Regions from separate parts of the Homo sapiens genome. Here region 1 is linked to region 2. A link is a loop called in an ENCODE intact Hi-C map of the cell type or tissue named here. Cell type or tissue: OCI-LY7. All regions are shown on one strand. Links, peaks and the distances in the headings refer to the core of each region. The heading gives the core; the rest is flanking DNA.

What was found. Hi-C counts contacts between places; a loop is a spot of excess contacts. Peaks named below come from ENCODE experiments on the same cell type or tissue, not always from the same donor. Only the 100,000 strongest peaks of a DNase experiment are listed, where the experiment ranks them.
Region 1: it touches region 2 in a loop (2.1-fold over the local background); 7 of 110 quality-filtered maps call a loop at or near these places.

Annotation. Positions count from the first base shown.
Region 1 is chr3:35,906,455-35,910,859 of GRCh38, forward strand. No RefSeq gene overlaps it. Among named protein-coding and RNA genes, the nearest start is that of MIR128-2, 160 kb to the left of the region's middle. In OCI-LY7, for the core only: CTCF peaks have their summits at 2,131 (motif pointing left) and 2,338; a DNase peak (open chromatin) is centred at 2,107.
Region 2 is chr3:35,657,741-35,662,145 of GRCh38, forward strand. The region is part of intron 1 of ARPP21 (cAMP regulated phosphoprotein 21); the gene reads left to right. Among named protein-coding and RNA genes, the nearest start is that of ARPP21-AS1, 8.0 kb to the left of the region's middle. In OCI-LY7, for the core only: CTCF peaks have their summits at 2,247 (motif pointing left) and 2,447; a DNase peak (open chromatin) is centred at 2,221; H3K4me3 peaks cover 309 bases; H3K27ac peaks cover 578 bases.

The DNA of each region.
Region 1 (4,405 bases), core at 154-4,153, 250 kb after region 2:
TTTCAAAATTTCAAGGAACATAAAATGTACCATATATTTTGTTGAGAAAAATTATATACTTACTTTACAGGAAGGGAGTCTTGATCCAGACCCCAAGAGAGGGTTCTTGGATCTCACACAAGAAAGAATTCAGGCCAAGTCCATACAGTAAAGTGAAAGCAAGTTTATTAGGAGAGTGAAGGAATAAAAGAACAGCTATTCCATAGACAGAGCAGCCCCAAGGGCTGCTGGTTGTTCATTTCTATGATTATTTCTTTATGACCCCAATGGCTGCTGGTTGTCCATTTTTATGGTTATTTCTTGAGCAAATGCTAAACGAGGGGTGGTTTATTCATGCCTCCCCCTTTTAGACCATAAGTGGTAACTTCCTGATGTTGCCATGGCATCTGTAAACTGTCATGGCACTGGTGGGTGTATAGCTGTGAGGATAAACTGAGGTCACTCTTGTGGCCATCTTGGTTTTGGTGGGTTTGGGCCGTCTTTGTTACTGTGACTTGTTTTATCAGCAAGGTTTTTATGACCTGCATTTTGTGCTGACCTACTATCTCATCCCATGACTTGGAATGCCTTAACCATCTGGGAATGCAGCCCAGTAGGTTTCAGCCTCATTTTACCTAACTACTATTTAAGATGGAGTTGCTCAGGTTCACACACGTCTGACACCTACACATATATGGAATAACACAGAGATTTCAATAGTAGTGCCATTTAAAGCACCAAACAGAAACCACAAAATTTTTATTAATTAGGGCTAGTAAAAGAAAATGTGATACATCAATAAAACAGCATACCACATTAAATACTACGTGTATGTCTTTGTTCAAGAGAAAATCATAAGGTACAGAACATTGTGTGAATATTATTGTTCCGCTTGGATTTACTGGAAGAATGTATACTGTACATGAAACTGGGAGATTAGGATTATAGCTAGTGTTAGGGTTAGTGTTTGGGGCAGAAGCTCGAAAGTCAAGCTTACAAGGAAGACTAAGTTTTCACTGTATATTCTTTATAATATTTAAATTTTTACCAGATGCTTACATTAGCTTTTTTTTAAAGAAAAGATAACATCTCCAGATGATTTAGACAAAAGACAAGACATGTAAAAATTGCAGAGAAATCTGAGACAAGGCTTAATATTCAAATAAAACCAGAATGAATTTCAGAATATTCCTTCCAAAGCATTCTTCTTTTAAGATATGACATTATAGCTCAAGGGATCAGAGTCAATATTCTTGGATAGCTAGAACTTTTTGTAATGACTTTCCTGTTCTTTTTGTTCCAAGAGTATCACCTTCATTTAGTATATACCTGAAAGAGTCAGGAAAACTTACTTGGTGCTAGTTAGTTGCAGGTTTTGGCAGCCAAGGCTGTAGATAAGCAAAGGGGAATCTTTCAAATTTCTCATTTATGATATTTAAAAACACATTTAATCTGTGTGAGCAGGTTTAGAAGTACTGTAAATCATTTTGTGTGAATTGTAATGATAAATTATAGACTGAAGAACGCCCTGAGAGTAGGTATGATGTTTCGTATGCCTGAATGGTCTTGGACTGGGACATTGCCCAAGTCCCAAAGTACATTGGCTTCCTTATAAAAGTATTTCCAACTGTTTTAGCTAACTCTTCTTTCTGTCCTCAAAGTTACCAAAGAACACAGAAATTATGCAAAAGTGGGTTCTAATACAGTTTTACTTTTATATAGATAAGGCATATAATCCCACTAAAATTTGTTATATACAAATGAGTCAAAGATGACTTTTGTGAATTGGCCCCTAGGTTGCTTACTTCTTCAGTATAACTGAAATTTTTATATAGCAGATGGTTTTAAACATAGCCCAAACAAGCACATTTTAGCCATTTAGAACCTGACTGCTTTGCATACGATGGTAAAAATCTGGTAGCCATAGATGAGAATAATTTCTGGTGCTGTTGAGCAGACATCACTCAGATAGGTAAGCCTCCTTTCTGATCTTCCTCTCCCCAGGAATTCCCTTTCCCTCTTCCTCTTCTGAGTAGAAACCCCCACTGCCTCTAGCCTCTGGCCAGATGCCTGCTATGAAGGACTTGCCTGCATGCAAACCTGTCAAAGCAACACTCAATAAAGCTTGTGTGCGCTACTGCCACCTCGTGGTCGATTATTTTCCTTACTTAGCCCCCAAATCCCTTGAATTGTAGCTCCTCCAAATTGAAATGATTTTTTTTTGAATTATAGTAATATAACTTCGAGATAATTACCTAGTTCTGATTAGAAGATGCAATTTGTAGGGTGAAAATAAATTGTTGTTAACTTGCCTTGGAGAAAAAAACTGAATTGCATGGGTTATCACTACAAAGAGGTTGAACTTTCTCATTTCTAATTTACAGTCTGAAGATAATGAGCTATTGTTAGGTTATGTAGTCGACTTAAGGTCACATAATTAATGACCTCTTAGGTTTTGAACTTAGGATATTGTTTAAAGAAAAAGCTTAGACTAATAAAATTTAACAGAATTTAACTGAGCAAAGACTGATTCGTAGAATCGGGCAGCACCCAGAACCAGAATACGTTTAGAGTGGCCCCAGGGCTGTCACGTGGTCAGACAACTTTTAGGGACAGATAAAGAACAGTGATTTACAGAAAATGGAAATGAGCTACAGAAACAGCTGGATGGGTTACAGTTGAGCCTTCAGTTAATTTGAATCTGCCTTCAACAGTTGATTGCTGGTGATGGGCTGAGACTGTTTCTTTTTAATAGAGTAGGTTACTGTCTGTTTACACATCAGATGAGGTTACAGTTAAATATGTTGGATGAAACCTTTAAGTTTGATATTTCCTTTTTCCAAATTGTCTGTCTTTTCTTCTTTTACAAAGTAATAAGGTTTATCTTCTTTTTCTATCTTCTCTTAATTTTTTAAATTGATGGAATTTGAGTTTTTACTTCAAATTTCAGCTATTATAAACAAATAATTTTGTGTTTTGTGCTGTATTGGCCCGTTCTCACACTGCTATAAAGAAATACCTGAGACTGGATAATTTATAAAGGAAAGAAGTTTAATTGACTCACAGCTCCACATGGCTGCAGAGGCCTCAGGAAACTTACAGTCATGGCGGGGAGGCAAAGGAGAAGCAAGTACTTTTTTAACAAGGTGGCAGGAGAGGGTGAAGAGGGAAGAGGCCATTATAAAACCATCAGGTCTCATGAGAACTCACTCACTATCAGGAGAACAGCATGAGGGAAACTGCCCCCCATGAGCCAATCACCTCCCACCAGGTCCCTCCCGCAACACGTGGGGATTACAATTCCTATTGCAATTTGAGATGAGATTCTGATGAGGACACAGCCAAACCATATTTTGTGCATTAAACAATCTTACGCATTTAACCTTACACTTATGTGATTATTTATGTATCTTTCAAAAGTCTTGGTTGCAAGTAACAGAAACCAAACCTGGTTACCTTAAAAAGTAAAAAAGAGTGCATCGAGGGGCCGTATTTTCCTCATGGAGATGAATGGAACCTGGGAGAGAACTTTGAAGATAAGTAGGAATCAATTAAACTCCAGAGGGCTGGGCAGCAGGAATGCTAGGGAAGGGTTTCAGCACAACAATTCATTCATTAAAGTCATTACAATGAAACAAAACATCTCTAAACTGCCTTACCACCCTGTGACATCAACTTGAGGAGATAAAGTTATGGGAGCCAGCTCCTGATTGGCAGAAGTCACTTGTTTTCTGAGTGAGGAGAGGATGCATGCGACCACTTCAGCTTCCATAGAGGACAGTTGCTTCTACCTGACAGGTATCTCCAAATCACATAGGTGAAAAGAGTGCACTCATTATGGGTTTAAATTGCATTTTAGGAAATTTGAAAATTTTGAGTTAAGATAAGAATGTTTTAAAAATAAAATCCATTTGACTTCCCATTTTCTATTAGGGTATGAGTCATTTTCTTACTAATTAGTAAGAGTTATTTCTATAATAAGACAATTAGTTCTCTGTTACAGGTAATTAAAATATTAAAAATTGATTTGACTTTTTATTATATATTTTAATATGCATATGTATCATTTTCTTTTCCTTCTATGCACTATTTTGCTAGTCTTACAAAGTCATCTCCAACTGCAAGATTATTGTCATAAAAACAAAGCAAAAGCCTCTTGTTCTTATTTTAAAAACTTCCATGGTTTTGTTTTCAGTATCTAAAAATTCTACCCATTACCTGGAATTTATTTTAATACTAGAAATAAAGCAGCATTCAAGCTTTATTAATTTTAAAAAATTGATTTGTTGGTTGCCTCTTGTCTCAAATGACTAAAATGCTATCTGCATCATAAAATTAATTCTTACATATATTTAGCTTTACTTTTGGACAATGCATTATTTTCTGTATATTTTAATTATTGTATACTTATATATGTTTTAAAATC
Region 2 (4,405 bases), core at 112-4,111:
TGAGGTTCCAACAGCCTCTGGTCTGCTTCATTCCTCAAAGTAATCTCCAAGCCCGAATCCTAGCATGGTGGTAGAGGTGAGGCTCCATAAACCTTAGAAATAGCTCTCCCAGATATGACAACATTTGGGCCTTGGACCAGTGGTCGTGCATCCACTCTACAGTAACAGGGGCTTCTATAGTTAATTTGATTCTCAGTTTTAAGATTACTAGAGAATCAAATGTTGAGTATGCACTTTTGTATGTTAGTGGGATATCTGAAGCAACATTACTGATAAAAAGTAATTGCACATTTCTGGATAGTGATAACTGGAATAATACTCTCTTGTGATAAAAGATACAGTTTTTACATGGTTTGGCATCTTTCTTTAATCAGTACCCATGATTATATAGGTGAGTCTTGCATTCCCTTCTTGGTGAACACATTCCAGACTCATAGATTGGGCATGGTGATGGCAGGCAGTGGAAAAAGCATGGGTTTTTGAGAACTGTGTTTGAATAATTTTTATGCAGTTTGACTTTGGGCAGGGAATTTTATCCTTTCTGAACCGTTTTCTTTCTTTCTCTTTCTTTCTTCTTCCCTCCATGAGTGAATGATTCGTTGTAGTGAGGATTAAAAACACTATGTGTAAAGTGTTCTTTTTGGCATTTTGTACATGAAATAATGTATGAAAACATGATACCTATTATCTGCTTGCTATGAGTTAAGATATCTGTATTTAAGTGGAATTAAATATGAACAACTCTGGGAGTTTGTGATGATCGTTATCCAGGTACCAATTTTTAGATTTACTTTCAAAATCTAAAAATGATATGCAATATCAATTTCTCTTGGTTACAAAGACTGGTGCCAAGGTTTTTCTCCTGATGACATACCCATAAGCCTTGTGAGGAAATAAAGTAATTTAAATATGAGCTTAATGCCAGCACAGCCATAGAAGTAAATACATGTCTATAAAATGAAGCACTTAATTCCTTTAAGTAGCTGCCTTTTAGGTTCTTTTCTGAACTGACCCCTTTTTGGCCCCCAGGCTCTGATGTGTAAGGCTGGACCTGTGCTGTGCTGAATTTCAGGAGAGAGTGTACAAATGTTACTCACAGTGTGAGTAGTGAGAGATGGAGTGCAGGCCAATCTTCTGCAGCTGGGAAGAGCAATTAGCAGCTTCATGAATTAGGGTCTTGTTTACACTGTTGTCCAAGATAATCATTTGTTTGTTTTAACTAAGATGCTCTATCTTCATCAGAGGCATCAATCCTCATATTTAAATGATAAAGTCTTTGAATTTCACAGATAATGTTTGGATTTCACAGCGGGAACCCCACACAGCACATATTCTCTCTTGCTGACTTTGATAATCAAGACATGAGCTATGTATATTGCAAGTTTTTCTTCAAATAGATATGAAAACACGATGTCATCTATTCTTGCAACATTTTTTACACAGACCCATTTTAAGAAATACTTTTAACATTACGTCCCAGCACACATACATACATGCTTGTGAATGCACACAGAGTCCACAAACACTTGTGTTCTTCATGTAGACACAGCACACAAGCTCAGATTTTTTGGTTAAATTTATGCCTTCAAAACACATTTTAAAATATGATAATATGAATATAATATAAATAGTTAATATTTTAAGCAATTGAAAAATTAATACACCTTTCTGGGTTTAGATGATTAGAAGACATTTATAGAAGACATTTACATTTTTAGAAACATGCATTCATTTCCTATTGTATTCTAGACATCTTGGCGGGTCCTAGAGACCCAGAGATAAACAAAGCACAATCCCTGCCCTTGGTGAACTTACAGCCTGACTCTCATATCATTTCAAGGCCCTAGGATAAGTGCTGGAGTGCAGGTGTGTAGCCTGATAGAGACATCAAGGTGAACACAGAGGAGGAACAGATCATGAAAAGTGGGCGGTAGAGAGCTAGGAGATTTGTTAGTAAAGGGTTGAATCTCATTTTGTTGGTTAATATACAAGTTTAAAGCAGTAATTCATCACATGTTGTAAGATGAGTTTCTCAAAAGGAGAAAACCTTTAGAGAATAAAGGTGGCTGGTGTGTTGTTCTGACTGATGGAGGGGCTTCCTGTTTTATACCAAAAGCACTGTATTGTTCAGGAGCAGCTCAGTCAAAAGACATTGGTCCACAATGACACCTGGGTGTGTAAAGAGTCACATAAGTTCTTGTAATAAAAACATCAGAGAGCTGTTTTATGACAAGAGTCACAGGTGTGCATTGCACCATCTGCTGGCATAGGGAGAGCATGAGAGGCTTTGCCAAGGGACAGATCAATGTTCTAGCCCTGACAAGCCTTCCTGGCATCCTTCTCAGGGATTCTCAGCTTTTGGACCTTGACTTCTTTCCCCTTTTTGACATAGAGCAAAGCAAGAGGTGGTTTAATAAATAATCATGAGGTATCACTTCTAAATTACTGAAAAATCTTTTAAATATCTGCATTTACATGGTTCTTTCCATTTCCTCCAGGAGAACACAGGGGGCTGGTCTATTCCCAATTCTGAATAAAACACAAGATGGTATCTATAAATGATCGGCCCAGCCACCAGAGGACCTCTTGCTCTCCTGCATTTCTTTGAATTTGTTCTTAGCCTCAGCTTCTGCCTCTGGGCCCCATCCTTCCAGATGTGAGCAGGCCAAACTCTTACTCTGCTTCCACCCCCTTATCCGCACATACACCATAAAAGTGCACCTCACTTTTTGCCCCTTCAAACTATCCTTGCTATTGGCTATAGTCTTTGCCCTCGAAATCTCTTCTGTGCCATCCTTGGAGAAAGGTCTGGAAAAGGAGAGCAATACTTGAACTCTCAAGGAAAGACAGAGGAAAGTTGCTTCTAACTCTCAAGTGTGTGTAACAAGAGGTTAAGATAATGACTAACTTCATTCTCAAAGTTCACTTCTTGGGGGATAATTATCAGATTCTTGATGGGTATTTATCAGTAAGGAGAATGACTAACTTTTGACTGAGGATTTTGAGTAAATGCTTCTATTCTTTTTTGTGGGGTACTACTCTCTTTATCTTACTGGATGGGAGATAGTTGTGGGTTTTTTTCCCTAAATAATGAATTAGTCTAATTTAACCCTTTATCTTGAAAATTAGTGAACAATCCTATAATGACTCATTTGGAAGTCACTGCTTAGCATACTTACTGAAAAACAAAGAAAATATGTAGTTGGAAAGCTAAATTGAGTAACTCCTTGTTTTTAGCAGATTATAAATTTCTTAAAGGCAGGTACAGGGCTAAATCTATCTTTGCATCTCACAATTTTTAGCAGACTTTTTTACACCTAGTAGGAGCTGGGTAAATAATAGTTTATCAACTTCACTGGCATAACAAGGCCTAATTACACACATGATCACATACACATGGATTACCTGTACAATTGAAACTGGACCCTCCAGGAGAGCGAGTGCTTTACTTTGACCAATTTAAATACAAATCTCAGCCTTGTAAAACATCAAATACAGAATATAATTTAATATTCTCTCATTGATTCATTGTCATAGTATGAAAATCAGTTATTGAGCTATATCGTGAGAATGGTGAATTTGTGCTGTTAAAACTTCACCTCCTCCAGGCATATCCACAAGGAGAAATGGCAAACAATGGGACAAAAAGAGGAAAAGAGATAAAGTGACTCTGTCAGTCTTTACCAGTAAAAGTCATGGAATACTGCTCAGCACATAGAAACATGCTGTAAGTGTTAGTTGCTGCTATAATTATTTAGGCAGCTCCTTTATTAGAATCTTTGAACTGCTAGTATACATTCTCTGCATGGAGTATAGAAACTTGAAAATAAATACAGCATAAAGAAATCAGAACACTTATAAATTTCTTATGACCGGCTATAAAATTCAAAAAATCAACAGTATTCAATTCTCATTGACCTTTTTATGTCCTGCCTCATCTCTCAAAAGAGTACTTTTGTAGGCAACAATAATACATATTTCCTGGAGAGAGAATGAGGCACAGTGGATGCCTTTGTATTTATTGTGTTACCTTGGGCAAGTTCCTTGACCTTACTGAATTTTAGTTGTTCCATGTGTATAAAGGAGACAGTGACATACCTGTTTCTGGTTGTGAGGTAATAAATGAGATACTTTGTAAAAGTTTTGAAACACTTCATGGGCACTAACTAATTTGTAATCATAGTATCTTGAATGCCTATTATGTGTCAGGCCTGGTGTTAGCTATTGGTGATTTTAAAATTAAGTTTGAGGATATAATTTTCGGAGGTGTTCACAAGTAGACATACTTTGGATTTGAGATTAGAGAATTATGTAGCATTATAGTGGCCTCTGAGAGTTAAAGGTCAAAATAGGATGAGATTTCAGGTGTAGAAGATAATTCACACCATTGGAAAGAATCATAGTG